3 separate regions of the Homo sapiens genome follow, and all the other regions are linked to region 3. The links are chromatin contacts, found by Hi-C or POLR2A ChIA-PET in ENCODE. All regions are on one chromosome and are shown on one strand. The core of a region is the stretch at or near the end of the contact, and the rest is flanking DNA. Distances in the headings are between cores, read along the strand shown. Region 1 holds the start of GPR39 (G protein-coupled receptor 39). Region 2 overlaps GPR39 (G protein-coupled receptor 39). Region 3 holds the start of FAM201B (family with sequence similarity 201 member B).

Region 1 (3,460 bases), core at 825-3,324, 64 kb before region 3:
GAAATGTTTGTTATATCTATTCCTTTTTGATTCACACACGCACAATACATCCTTTTTATTGTTTCTGCTAAAAAAATATATTTTAAAACCCTTTGTTCACACACATTTCATGTGTCTCCATTAAAGCCTTGTCTCCCAGCCACTAGGTCCCTCTTCTGAAGGCTCTGGGGTCAACAGACCTGTGGGCTCTTTTTAAATAGACGAGGCCTCAACTTTAAATACTTGTATCACAACAAAAGTTTGGAAAACAAGCATAAGAATTGGGTCTGTGAGGTGATTATTCAAATCCTAGGAATCGGTGAAGCCAGATTTTCTGGATCAGATAAACAGGCCGTCCTGCCAGGTTGCTCTGGTCTGGTAAGGAACAGACCCACAGTGGCAGAAACCCAAGCCCTGGGGAGTGCTGAGAGCTCCCATGTCTTAAGATTGGGTCGAAGAGGCTCCAAGGAATAAAATAGCAGCCCGAGAGTGTGTGTCGCTCACAGCCTGCTTTCTCCAAAGGAGGAGAAAAATGGGAACAAAATCTAATTGCACAAGAAAGTCTTCCCCGGGTAAAAGAGCTAGATAAGACGGTTCCCTGTATCTCTGCAGAACTTGGTCTTTTGCAAAGGACTTTCACCTGTCCTGCATTACCTAATTTGTCCGTCATATTCTCTAGTATTATTGTCCCCATTTTACCAAAGATTTTTGTGACTTCCCAAAGGTCACAGCAGTGATGTTCTGGAATATACCCAAACCTTCTGGGTTCTGGTCTCGTGCTCTTTTCACCATAATCTACCATGAATCCCCGAAACACAGAGAAGAAACATTCAGAGACCCAGAGCAATGCCCTCATACTGCTACAAGACTCTTCCACCTTAGTAAACTTAAGTGTGCAATTCTAGGGCAAGACTTGCCCTGGAGAGGGCCACAGGCAGTGGCACGGGTCGTGGGGGAAGGTTGGGAAGCTGCTCACGTGTTGCCCCCGACTTAGGACTCACTCAGGAAGATGATGGTCTGCCTCCTGGCGGTCCTGCTCTCTTCGCTCTCGGACTTCCTCAGCTGCGGAGGCCGCGTGCCCCCGGCCAGCGAGCCCTTCTGGCTTTTCATGAGCACCTGCATCATGTTCCAGCACATGAAGGCTACGGAGAGCAGGACCACGAGGTAGACCACGAAGGCGCCGAAGATGCTGGACTGGAACACGGTCCAGCGGCTGGAGAGGTTGGTACAGATGGACATATTGGAGGTCTCGGGCTGCTCGTGGTGGCGGGTGCTGGAGCGGTTGCAAGTGAGACCCCGGTGGCTGGGCACGTTCACCAGGGGGTACTCAGTACCCATGGCAAACAGCAAGGGCAGTGCCACCAGGGCGGAGGTGACCCAGACGAAGCCAATCAGCAGCTTCACCTGGCAAGGTCCCGACACAGCCTTGTACCTGAAGGGGTGACAGATGGCGATGTAGCGCTCAAAGCTGAGTGTCAGCACGTGCAGCAGCGTAGCGTAGCTGCAGGCCTCGAAGAGGAAAGTGTGCAGCTTGCAGGACAGGGTGTAGCTGGACGTGGTCAGGGGATTCCAGATGATGCTGTAGAACTCCATGGGCATGCCGATGAGGAACACCAAGATGTCCGAGCAAGCCAAACTCACCATGTGGTCTGTCACCTCCTTCTGCAAGTATCCTTTCTTCTGCAGCACCTGGGTGACCCGAATGGTGGCGCTGTTCCCCAGAAGGCCCATCACGAAGATGATCAGGTACACCAGAATAAGGGTGATTTTGATCCAGGTGGCCACCTCAAACTCGGGGACATGACTGTGATCAATGATTTGGGAGCAGTCACTGCCCGGGAGGCTGGGTGAAGCCATGAGAAAGAGCACCAGGCTACCAGGTCCAAAGACTTTCTCAACTTCCCTTTCTCCTCCCAGCAGCGTCCAAAATTCTTGGCTGCAAACTCACCTGCGTGGGCGCACGATTTTATCTCACTCGAGTTCTCCTCGCGAAGGTAACTTAGTATTTCAGGTGCTTTCATGGAAACTTGCTGGAGCAGCCCAACCTAGGAGAGGCCCAGGAGGCGCCTGGGTGTTGAGGTTTGGGAGTGTATGTGGCTGGGGCGAGGCGGGGAGAGGGCGGAGGAAGAACGTTCTAAACTCCTGGCTGGCTGGGAGTGAGACCGCAGCACCTGGCGCTCCGCCTCTGCCCCTCTTCGCCGAGGGCGCACTCCGCCTCGCAGCACTCCTCTTCCTTTCCAGCTGCCGGCACTTGAGAGCCCCGGTCCACATTCCCAGAGCACCCTCTCCCGAGCTGCGGGAGGCGGGGTGGTCAGCGATTAATCATTAACCACAGCGGATTGTGCTCAGCGGCCCGGCTGCAGACCCAGCCCAGCGGCGGGGTTTGACTCAGCACATAGGCACGGTCCCTGAAATCAGATCGTGGCTCTCGAGCTACGAGCGACCCACCCCCGCCCCACCCTCCGTCACCCAGGCGGCAGCCGCAGAGGCAGCTGCGGCGCTCCAACCCGACAAGCGTCCCAAGGAGGTGCAGCCCCGGGGAAGCTGGCGACCCTCCCGAGCTGGGAGAAAGACAAACTTCCTCTCGCCCGCACTGCCCCCACGTCCACCGCTGCCCTGGGGGCCCCCTTCGAAGGCGAGGTCACGGCCCGTTTGGTGGTGGCTTGACCGGGGCGTCCCAGAGGAGCCAGCAAGCCCTCGCCTCCTCTGTGGGGTGTTTGCCAAGGACAGCTGGGCTCTGCGCTGCTTGCAGCCGCTGCTCCAGGAAGTCGGCCCCAAGCAGGCTTGCAGGATTCACTATAGAATCCCTGCCTTTCCCCAGAGCCTGCCGGTGTTCTGCGCAGGGCCCTGCCTCGCCTTCCCACGGAGGGACGCGAAGACCCCGGGGTCTCTTCTTTCAGTTTCGCTCCAAGGTGCAGCCGCTTTCCCGGCAGCGGGACGTCTTTTAATTGGGGACATGTATATGGATGAGGATGGCACTCCGCCAGCAAGCCCCAGGTGGGAAGCATGCCCTCCGGAGGGAGCTGTGCCTAGAACGTCGAAGACAGCAGGAGGAGCTGAAGGCTCTGACAAGGCCGTCATGTAAAAACAGCATTAAGGATCATGACCTTTTCCCTCGAATGGACCCATTTTCGTCTTTTAATTCCACAATCAGAGGGAATGAGCAATGAAGGGGGAGGAAGGCTGCCTTATGCGTTCTAGGATGTTTAGCACCTGCATACACACATCCATAGGGACAGCCAAATGTCTCCAGACATTGCTAAATGCCCCTTGCCAGGGAGTGGCAAAGTCAAAGTCAGAACCTCTGCCTCAAAGGAAGAACATGGATCCCCTTTATCTGTACATTCTAGGGGCCTAGCACAAGCCCTCTGTGCTGAAAACATCTCTGAATTATCCCAATCGCCACATCGATGCAATCATTTTAAAGATGAAGCAATTCTGCTGTCTGGAGGACCTATGCTTCCCCAAGGCCATAAAAGAG
Region 2 (3,684 bases), core at 531-3,030, 86 kb before region 3:
GTATTTACTTGCCCACTTTTGGAATTCAAACTAATGTCAAAGCCATTTCCAATTGTTCTTCCTCTTTCCTGCATCAATCTGTCACCCAACTTATACATCCTTCCCCTAAAAAGCTGCCCCTGCATCTCAGTTCACACCCCTAGGAAGGAGCAAAAAGGGAACTGGGATTGGAACCCAGCAGTCCAGCTCCAGGGTTCGTGTTCTCATGTCACCACCCCTTTGCCCTAGTCTAACCAAGAACCACAATTCAGGTTATTGTGAGGGCAGGCGAGAGATGGTTTTCAAACCTTTCTGCCACAATAGAACTCACTGCAATTAACCACTGCTAGAAAACGGCCACTGGCCCTTTGTTCAACATTTCTATCAGTAGGGGCACTAGCAAGAAAAGGACTCTGTCCTTTGGAGATGGCTAGGGTCCGTGACCTACCATCAGCACAGGGGGACTCTGTAATATTTCTCTAGGACTAGGGCTGAGCTTCAGGGAGTCACCTACCATCCACAAACCTTTGTTAGGAGGGTTCTGTGGTCACAAGATACAAAGTAGGATGGGAATAACTAGGTGTCATGTTTCGATGGAACCCACAAGCTGTAACAATGCACCTTGGACTCCAATCCCTTTGTAGACAAATATGGGAGGCAGCCTGGAGCAGCCCCATAGGAAGTGGGCATGCTGTGAGAAACTGGAGACAGCACAAGCAGTCCAGCGGTGTTCAAATTCTTTAAAAAACAAGCAGCAAACACTGAGCCAAACAAACAAAACATATCCTGGCCACCACTAGCTCCTAGGCTGCCTTGTTGTGAAAACTGGTTGGTGACTCAGGTTAATGGATAAATGCTTTGTATTCCCTAAGATTTTTAAAAATCACTTCTCTCTTCAGAGCCAGCTAAACCTGTGCTGAAATGGAACCACTTCAGCAATAAGCCTCCACAGAATCATCTGAAGCAAATTAAAGTGTTTCTCTCAAAACAATCCTTTTTCTGGAAGGCATTCAATCAGGGTACTCCTTCAACTCTCTGTTTTCTTTCTGAGTGGTAGCTTTTTGCTATATGGAAAAGATAAGAACAATCTCAGACCTATCCAAAGGCATCTAATTTTCCTGTGACAAAAGTCCCACCATTGTCAAGTGGAGCCGCATCTCAGCAGCCTTTCAACAGGATAATCTGTCCTCCTTCACAGCCATTTACCAAGCGCCTCTTGGCATATTGCCTCAATGATGTTTGAGGGGTTATTTCTACCCAGGTACCTTTATTTTGAGCTGCACATTAGCCTGTCATCAAGACACTGTTACCACAAAAAAATAAAATAAAATAAAGAATTAGTTGCTCACCTTTGGTTTTCTCTTGATCTTTAAAATAAACAATGGGCTTGACACCATTGTGATTTTCCGAGTTTAACTGCTGCTTTAAATCAAATTTCACATCTAATGCTTGTTACGAATGGCCAGGTGGAGCATGAAGAGAAATCGTGTTTGTGATTTGGCCTCCCAAGCTATTTATGTTGGAGAAACAGAAAGCTGCATCCTGGGGGAATACTCTTATGAATGTTATTATGAATAGCATCAGGGCTCCAGCCTAGCATTTTGGCATTTGCCACTAATCACTTATGCGCCACATGTCATCAGAATTAAACATACACATGCTCGCTGCGACATATTAATATGCTGCCATGGCAGAGCAGGGGAATTCCGACAGCCATGGAAGCCAGGAAATGACTAATGGAGGCCTACTTTCCCCTTCTCTCCAGGGCTTGGGCCCTGTGTACCCTCAGGGTATGACAGAAGGGCCTGGAGAATGACTAAAGGATGATGCAGAACTAAGGAAGACCTTCAACTTGAAACAAGGATTGTATACTTTGAGACTTAAGGCATCAGTTGGTAAATTTTTTTCTTTAAAGGGCCAGATAGTAAATATTTTAGGTTTTATGGGACCACATAGTACTGTCGCATATTTTTTTTTCTACAACACTCAAAAAAATGTAAAAAAAAAAAAAAAAAAAAAAAAAGCTTGCTGACATTACAGGTATCATGAGCTATATAGAAACAGGGATTGCCCATACGTAATTTGCTAACCCCTGACCTAAGGGAATCAAGTGGTTGTCTGCCAGTGACCTCAAGCCAGCAGGGCATGTCAAACTTAGGAAAGCAGTGTACTGAGTGACTTGAGCCTGCAGTCTCAGCTACTTGGGAAGCTAAGACAGGAGGATCACTTGAGCCCAGGAGTTCAAGGCCAGCCTGGGCAACATAGCAAGATCTTGTCTCTAAAAACAAACAACAACAACAACAAAACCCCAACAACTTATGAAAGCACTCAGGATCCTCCTATTGGAGTCAGAGCTATGACCTAATTATATATAAGCATGGTTTCTACATGAATGGTTGGACCTTGCGTATCTGTTTCCATCTCTAAGTGACCCATGATCCTTCCAGTCAGGAACTGAAAATACCTGCTTCAGATTAAATGCTGCCTCCTCCAGGAAGGCTTCCAGGATTGCTGCAACACTCCGTCCCTTCCCTGAAACCCCAATGTTTATGGCTGTTGCCAGACTTTTGGCAATACTGTTATGACAACATGACCTCTAAATACTAACCTCTTAGTAACACTTCATGGTTCACCAAACAGTTTCACTAGCCAGGATAATATCACTCAGGCTGCAGGTGCAGCCCCAGAGTTAGGCTCTCAGAGGTCAAGTATGTTGCCCGAGGTCACATTACTAGGAGGAGCCATCTAGCTCCAAAATCTATGCTCCCTACATACAGCACTGGGGGACCTGCCCCTAATTCTCCCTTGACATGTCAGCCTTCCTTCCCTGGTGTCTTGCAATTTCCTTGCAGTCAAGGAACATGTCTAATGCCTCTCTGTAGCCTCCCAGTCAGAGCTGGATACCTACGAGGCCCAGTACATAATGTCTATTCAGTAAATACCTGGGGTTAACTCAGAGCTGAAGCCCATGGAGGCTGGCAGAGAAGACCCCCAAAGACTATTATGACACAAAGTAGAAGAGGAGAGTGGGGCAGCCTCTGCCCGCCAACCCACAGGCCCAGACATGACACGGAGCAGCTGCCTCAGGAGGTAGCACCGTGGGAGCAGAGCCAGGGCCTACACTTCACACATTCTGGTCTCCACGACCCTCCCCAGCCAATCACACACACTCCCTGCATGTCTCTTCTCAAATGCTTCCCCAGGAGCATCTATGAAGGAGTATGGTGTAGTGCTAAGGCTTTCAAAATGTATGTCAGACTTACTCATGATCATAAACTCAGTTTACTGGCTTCAGATTGGCATTTTCGTTAATGAAATGAATAGAAGAGAAAAGATCAAAATGCACTTCACATTCAAAGGTAAGGATGGGTGAATATCGTTCAGTGAAACTTTTGTTTGCTCTGCCTGTGCGGGTGTGTGCACTTGTGCATGTGTGTGTATTGTCTTGCTATATCAAAGTTTAAGCAACTCTAACACAGTGGTTAATACTGCAAGCTCTGTAGCCAACCTGCCTGGGTCAGATACACCTCAGGTTCTTAATTGCTGTGTTACCTGAGGCAAGTTCCTTAAACTCTCCGTGTTTCAATTTGCTTATCTCTAAAATAGGATAATTAACTGCACCTGCCTCATAGGGCCTTGGGAGAATTCAATGAATGAGCATACAAAAAGATCTTAGAACACCTGGCACATAGCAAGTAAATTTTT
Region 3 (3,953 bases), core at 45-2,544:
CGTTATTCATTAATAAAATGCAAGACAAAACCCAAATGAGATGCCACTTTGCATCCACTAGTAAGGCTTTCATAACAACGATACAGAAAATCAGTGTTGCTAAGGAGGTGGAGAAATTGGAGCCCTCATGAACTGGCTGCTAGGAACAGAAAATGATGCACTTGCTGTGGAAAACAGTTTGGTGGTTCCTCAAAGAATCACACAGAGAAACAGGCGCCGCGGGCTTGCGGGTTCTCCTGGGCTGGCGCGGGACTTCCCGGAATCGCAGGCGCTCATCCCTTCCCTCCTGAGGGCCCGCCTGGCCGTGACTCCGCCCCTCTTCTCCTCCGAAGAGAGATCGGGGCCGCTCCAGGGGCCGCCTGCAGCCACCGGGGATGCGGCTGAGGGTCGGTTCCTGCCCTGGTGCAGCCGCCTCCGGGCAGACCGCCTGACTTGGCCTCAGTCACGGCGACATCTAGCCCTGGTTCTGCGAGGCTGGGCGCGCCAGCCAGCTTGGAAGTTGCCCGGCGCCTGTAGCTGGGCGCCCAGGTGGTGGAGCATGGCCTGGGCGGCCTCTGGATCACGAGTGCCCCTGGCCTGAGAGCCCGCCAGACCCTGCCCCCGCCCGGGTCCTCCTCTGCCAGAGCTCGAGACCTCTAGCTAGGGGTCCTCTACAGCCACCGGGGATGGGGCTGAGGGCCGGTTCCCGCCCCCGTGCAGCTGCTGCAGGGCAGACCGCCTGGCTTCGCCGCAGCCACAGGGACATCTGGCCCTGGTTCCGAGATGTGGGGAGTGCGGGCGGGCTCGGGAGTTGCCTGGAGGCTGCTGCCTGCACACAGAAGGCGGCTGCAGCTTAGGTGCCCAGGCGGGCTGGAGGTGCATGGCCTGGTCGGCCTTGGGATCGCCAGCGCGCCCAGCCTGAGGGCCCCCAGGCCGTGCCTCTCGCCCACTCCTCCACCTGAGGGAGATCTGGGCCGCTGGCACGGGCACTCGGCAGTCACCCCGTGTGGGGCTGAGCGGCGGGTTCTCAGTTCTGGCTCCTGTGCAGCCGCCGCCGCCGGGCAGAATGACTGGCTTGATCGCAGCCACTGGGATACCTGGCCCTGGTTCTGCGATGCTGGGAGCGCGAGCGGGCTCGGGGGTTGCCAGGCAGCTGCTGCCTGCACACAGAGGGCGACTGCAGCTTGGGCGCCCAGGCGGCGGAGCATGGTCTGGGTGTCGTCTGGAATGCGTGCGCGCCAGGCTTGAGGGCCCCCCTGGTGGTGCCACCTGCCTCGCTGCTGGGCTCCTTCCTGCCCCTGCGCCTGCGCGGGCGCTGGGCCTTTGCGAAGGCTGAGCTGAGTTCTCCTCAGCACAGACCCGGAGAGCATCGCGAGGGCGGAGCTGAGTTCTCCTCTGCACAGACTTCGGAGATACAGCGAAGGCGGAGCAGTGTTCTCAGCACAGACCCGGGCGGGCGGGCCGGGGGCACCGCGAGGGCGGAGCTGCGTTCTGCTCAGCACAGACCTTGGGGGCACTGCCTCGCTTTGGTACAACTCGGGGCCGCATCGACGGTGAATAGAATCCTTCCTGTTTGCAGCCCTGAATAATCAGGGTCAGAGACCAGTTAGAGGGGTTCAATGTGGAAAACGGGAAACCAAAATCCCCTCTGAATCCTGCCCACCGAGGTTCTCCCCAGCCAAGGCGAGGCGGCCGCAGTGCGAGATCCACACCGCAGCCTCGGAAGACAAATGCAGCATTCCTAATGCAGACATGACACCCAAAATATGACACCTCCATTGCTCATGTAACAAGCACCTGTAATGCTAATGCACTGCCTCAATACAAAAATATTAATATAAGATCCGCAATCCCCTCGCTGCCGTGCAGTCCTAAGACAGAGATCATAATAATCAACATTGACATAGTCAATACCAACGTAGCAACGAACCTAGGGTTAAGGTTGGTGTTAGGGTTAGGGGTTAAGTTTAGGGTTAGGGTTTGGAGATAGCGGTTGGGGTCAGAGTTAGGGGTTAGGAGTCAACGTTTAGAGTTAGGGGTTAAGAGATGTTAGGGGTTAGGTATTAGGGGTTAGGGTTGGGTTAGGGTGAGGGTGAGGGTTGTGGTTAGGGGTTAGGGGTTAGGGTTAAGGGTTAGGGTTAGGGGTTAGGGTTAGGGTCAGGGGTTAGGGGTCAAGGTTAGGGTTCAGGGTCAAGGTCAGGGGTCCCACTCTGTGGGTTGTGTATTTACTCTGCTGACTGTTCCCTTTGCCATGCAAAAGCTCTTTAGTTTAATTAAGTCCCAGATATTTATCTTTGTTTTTATTGCATTTGCATTTGGGTCCTTGGTCATGAAATCCTTGCCTTTGCCAATGTCTAGAAGGGTTTATCCAGTGTTATCTTCTAGAATTTTTATAGTTCAGAAATTAGGTTTAAGTTCTTAATCCATCTTGAGTAGATTTTTGTATAAGGTGAGAGATGAGAATGCAGTTTTATTCCCCTACATGTGGCTAGCCAATTATCCCAACATCATGTGTTGAAAAGGGTGTCCTTTCCCCACTTTATGTTTTTGTTTACTTTGTCGAAGACCAGTTGGCTGATTATACTTGGGCATATGTCTAAACAAAACACGTATAGATCTGTATGCAGAAAATCATGAAACACTAAAGCAAGAAATTAAAGAACACTTAAATGAAGGGACTTGTTATATTAATGAACTGGAAAACTCAATGTGAGAAAGACAGATCTTCTGATTTAACATAATGTCAATGAAAATACCAGCTGAATTTTTGGGTAGATATAAATAAGCTGATTCTAAAATGCATGGAAAGGCATGCATTCCATTTATATGGAAAGGCAAAGGAACCAGAATAGCTAAAAACAATTTTGGAAAAAAAGAATAAATTTGGAGGAATCAAACTATCCTAAGATTTACTATCAAGCTACAGTAAATATGACATCTTGCTACTGGTGAAGAGATACACACATAGATCAATTTAGCAGAACATAGTACAGAAATAAACCCAAACAAGTGGTGTTGGGATGGTTGGTCATTCATATGTAAAGAAATAAACCCCAACTTAACCATCGCATATTATTAAGAAGTTAACTCACAATGGATCACAGATTTAAGTGTAAAACCATAAAACGTCTAGAACAAGAGAAAATCTTCATGACCTGGGGCTAGGCAGACTTCTTAGATATGACATCAAAAGCACAATCCAAAAAAGATAACATCGATAAATCAGATGTCATTAAAATTAGAAATTTTGTTCTGCAAAAGACACTATTAAGAGAATGAAAAGACAAGCTACAGGCTGAGAAGAAATATTTGCAAATCACACATCTAAAAAAAGACTTATATCCAGAATATATAAATAGCTCTCAAAAATCAACAATAGGAAAAATATAACCCAATGTGAAACTGGGCAAAGCATGCATACAGACACTTCTGCAAAGAAGATATAAGGATGGCAAAGAAACAACAACAAAAAAGTAATATCTGCTGAACACCATTAGCCATTAGGGAAATGTAAATTAAACTCACAATGCTTAGAATGGCTAAAATAAAAAAATAAGGAAAATACTAAGTGCTGATGAAGATGTAAATAAACTGGAACTTTCTACATCATTAGTGAGAATGCAAAATGGTACAGATACTACAATTTGGCAGTTTCTTATAAAGTTAAACATGCATTTCCCATATGACCCAGTAAACATACTCCTGGCTTCGTATGCTACAGAAATAAGCACAAAAAAACTATACATGAATGTTTATATCAGCTCTATTGATAAATGCCAAAAAGTGGGGGAAAAAGTCTATCAACCAGTGAATAGATGAACTGTGATATATCCATGAAGTGGATACTTCCGTTAACCAGAAGTAAACAGAAATGAAGTATTGATACGTATAACAACTTGGGTGAATGTCAAGACCAATTTGCTGAGTAAAAGAATCCGGTCTCAAATGTTACATATAGCGTCGGTCCATTTATA

The links. Hi-C counts contacts between places; a loop is a spot of excess contacts on that map. ChIA-PET counts read pairs that join two places held with the same protein, here RNA polymerase II (POLR2A). Pooled maps may share reads with other maps.
Region 1: a map of PC-3 shows a loop between it and region 3 (8-fold over the local background). The contact joins the promoter of GPR39 here to the promoter of FAM201B in region 3. A Hi-C loop is called at or near these places in 10 of 168 maps with a recorded cell type or tissue (Caco-2, Calu3, HCT116 and 7 more) and 6 of 50 pooled maps. POLR2A ChIA-PET finds 5 or more read pairs at or near these places in 7 of 52 experiments (A549, Caco-2, MCF 10A and 2 more).
Region 2: a map of PC-3 shows a loop between it and region 3 (5-fold over the local background). The contact joins the enhancer-like site here to the promoter of FAM201B in region 3. A Hi-C loop is called at or near these places in 9 of 168 maps with a recorded cell type or tissue (Caco-2, Calu3, HCT116 and 6 more) and 6 of 50 pooled maps. POLR2A ChIA-PET finds 5 or more read pairs at or near these places in 2 of 52 experiments (MCF 10A and SK-N-SH).

What each region holds. Positions count from the first base shown.
Region 1 is chr2:132,415,419-132,418,878 of GRCh38, reverse strand. It overlaps GPR39 (G protein-coupled receptor 39), which reads right to left and starts at 2,074. Exons shown (of 2, transcript NM_001508.3): 1 at 981-2,074. The coding sequence starts at 1,836. It overlaps LOC124905948, which reads left to right and starts at 1,835. Exons shown (of 4, transcript XM_047446885.1): 1 at 1,835-1,973; 2 at 2,343-3,459. The coding sequence starts at 1,835. The coding sequence ends at 3,064. RefSeq lists a silencer at 2,149-2,443 and an enhancer at 2,149-2,443.
Region 2 is chr2:132,436,892-132,440,575 of GRCh38, reverse strand. The region is part of intron 1 of GPR39 (G protein-coupled receptor 39); the gene reads right to left. Among named protein-coding and RNA genes, the nearest start is that of MIR9986, 5.0 kb to the right of the region's middle. RefSeq lists an enhancer at 1,586-1,880. Within about 2 kb of position 1,780, at least 7 of the 41 ENCODE cell types and tissues checked have a DNase peak (open chromatin) inside an H3K27ac peak, as active enhancers do; they include HCT116, PC-3, endothelial cell of umbilical vein and 1 more, where a contact is called at or near this core.
Region 3 is chr2:132,350,008-132,353,960 of GRCh38, reverse strand. FAM201B (family with sequence similarity 201 member B) reads right to left here and starts at 1,294. Exons shown (of 1, transcript NR_135203.1): 1 at 1-1,294.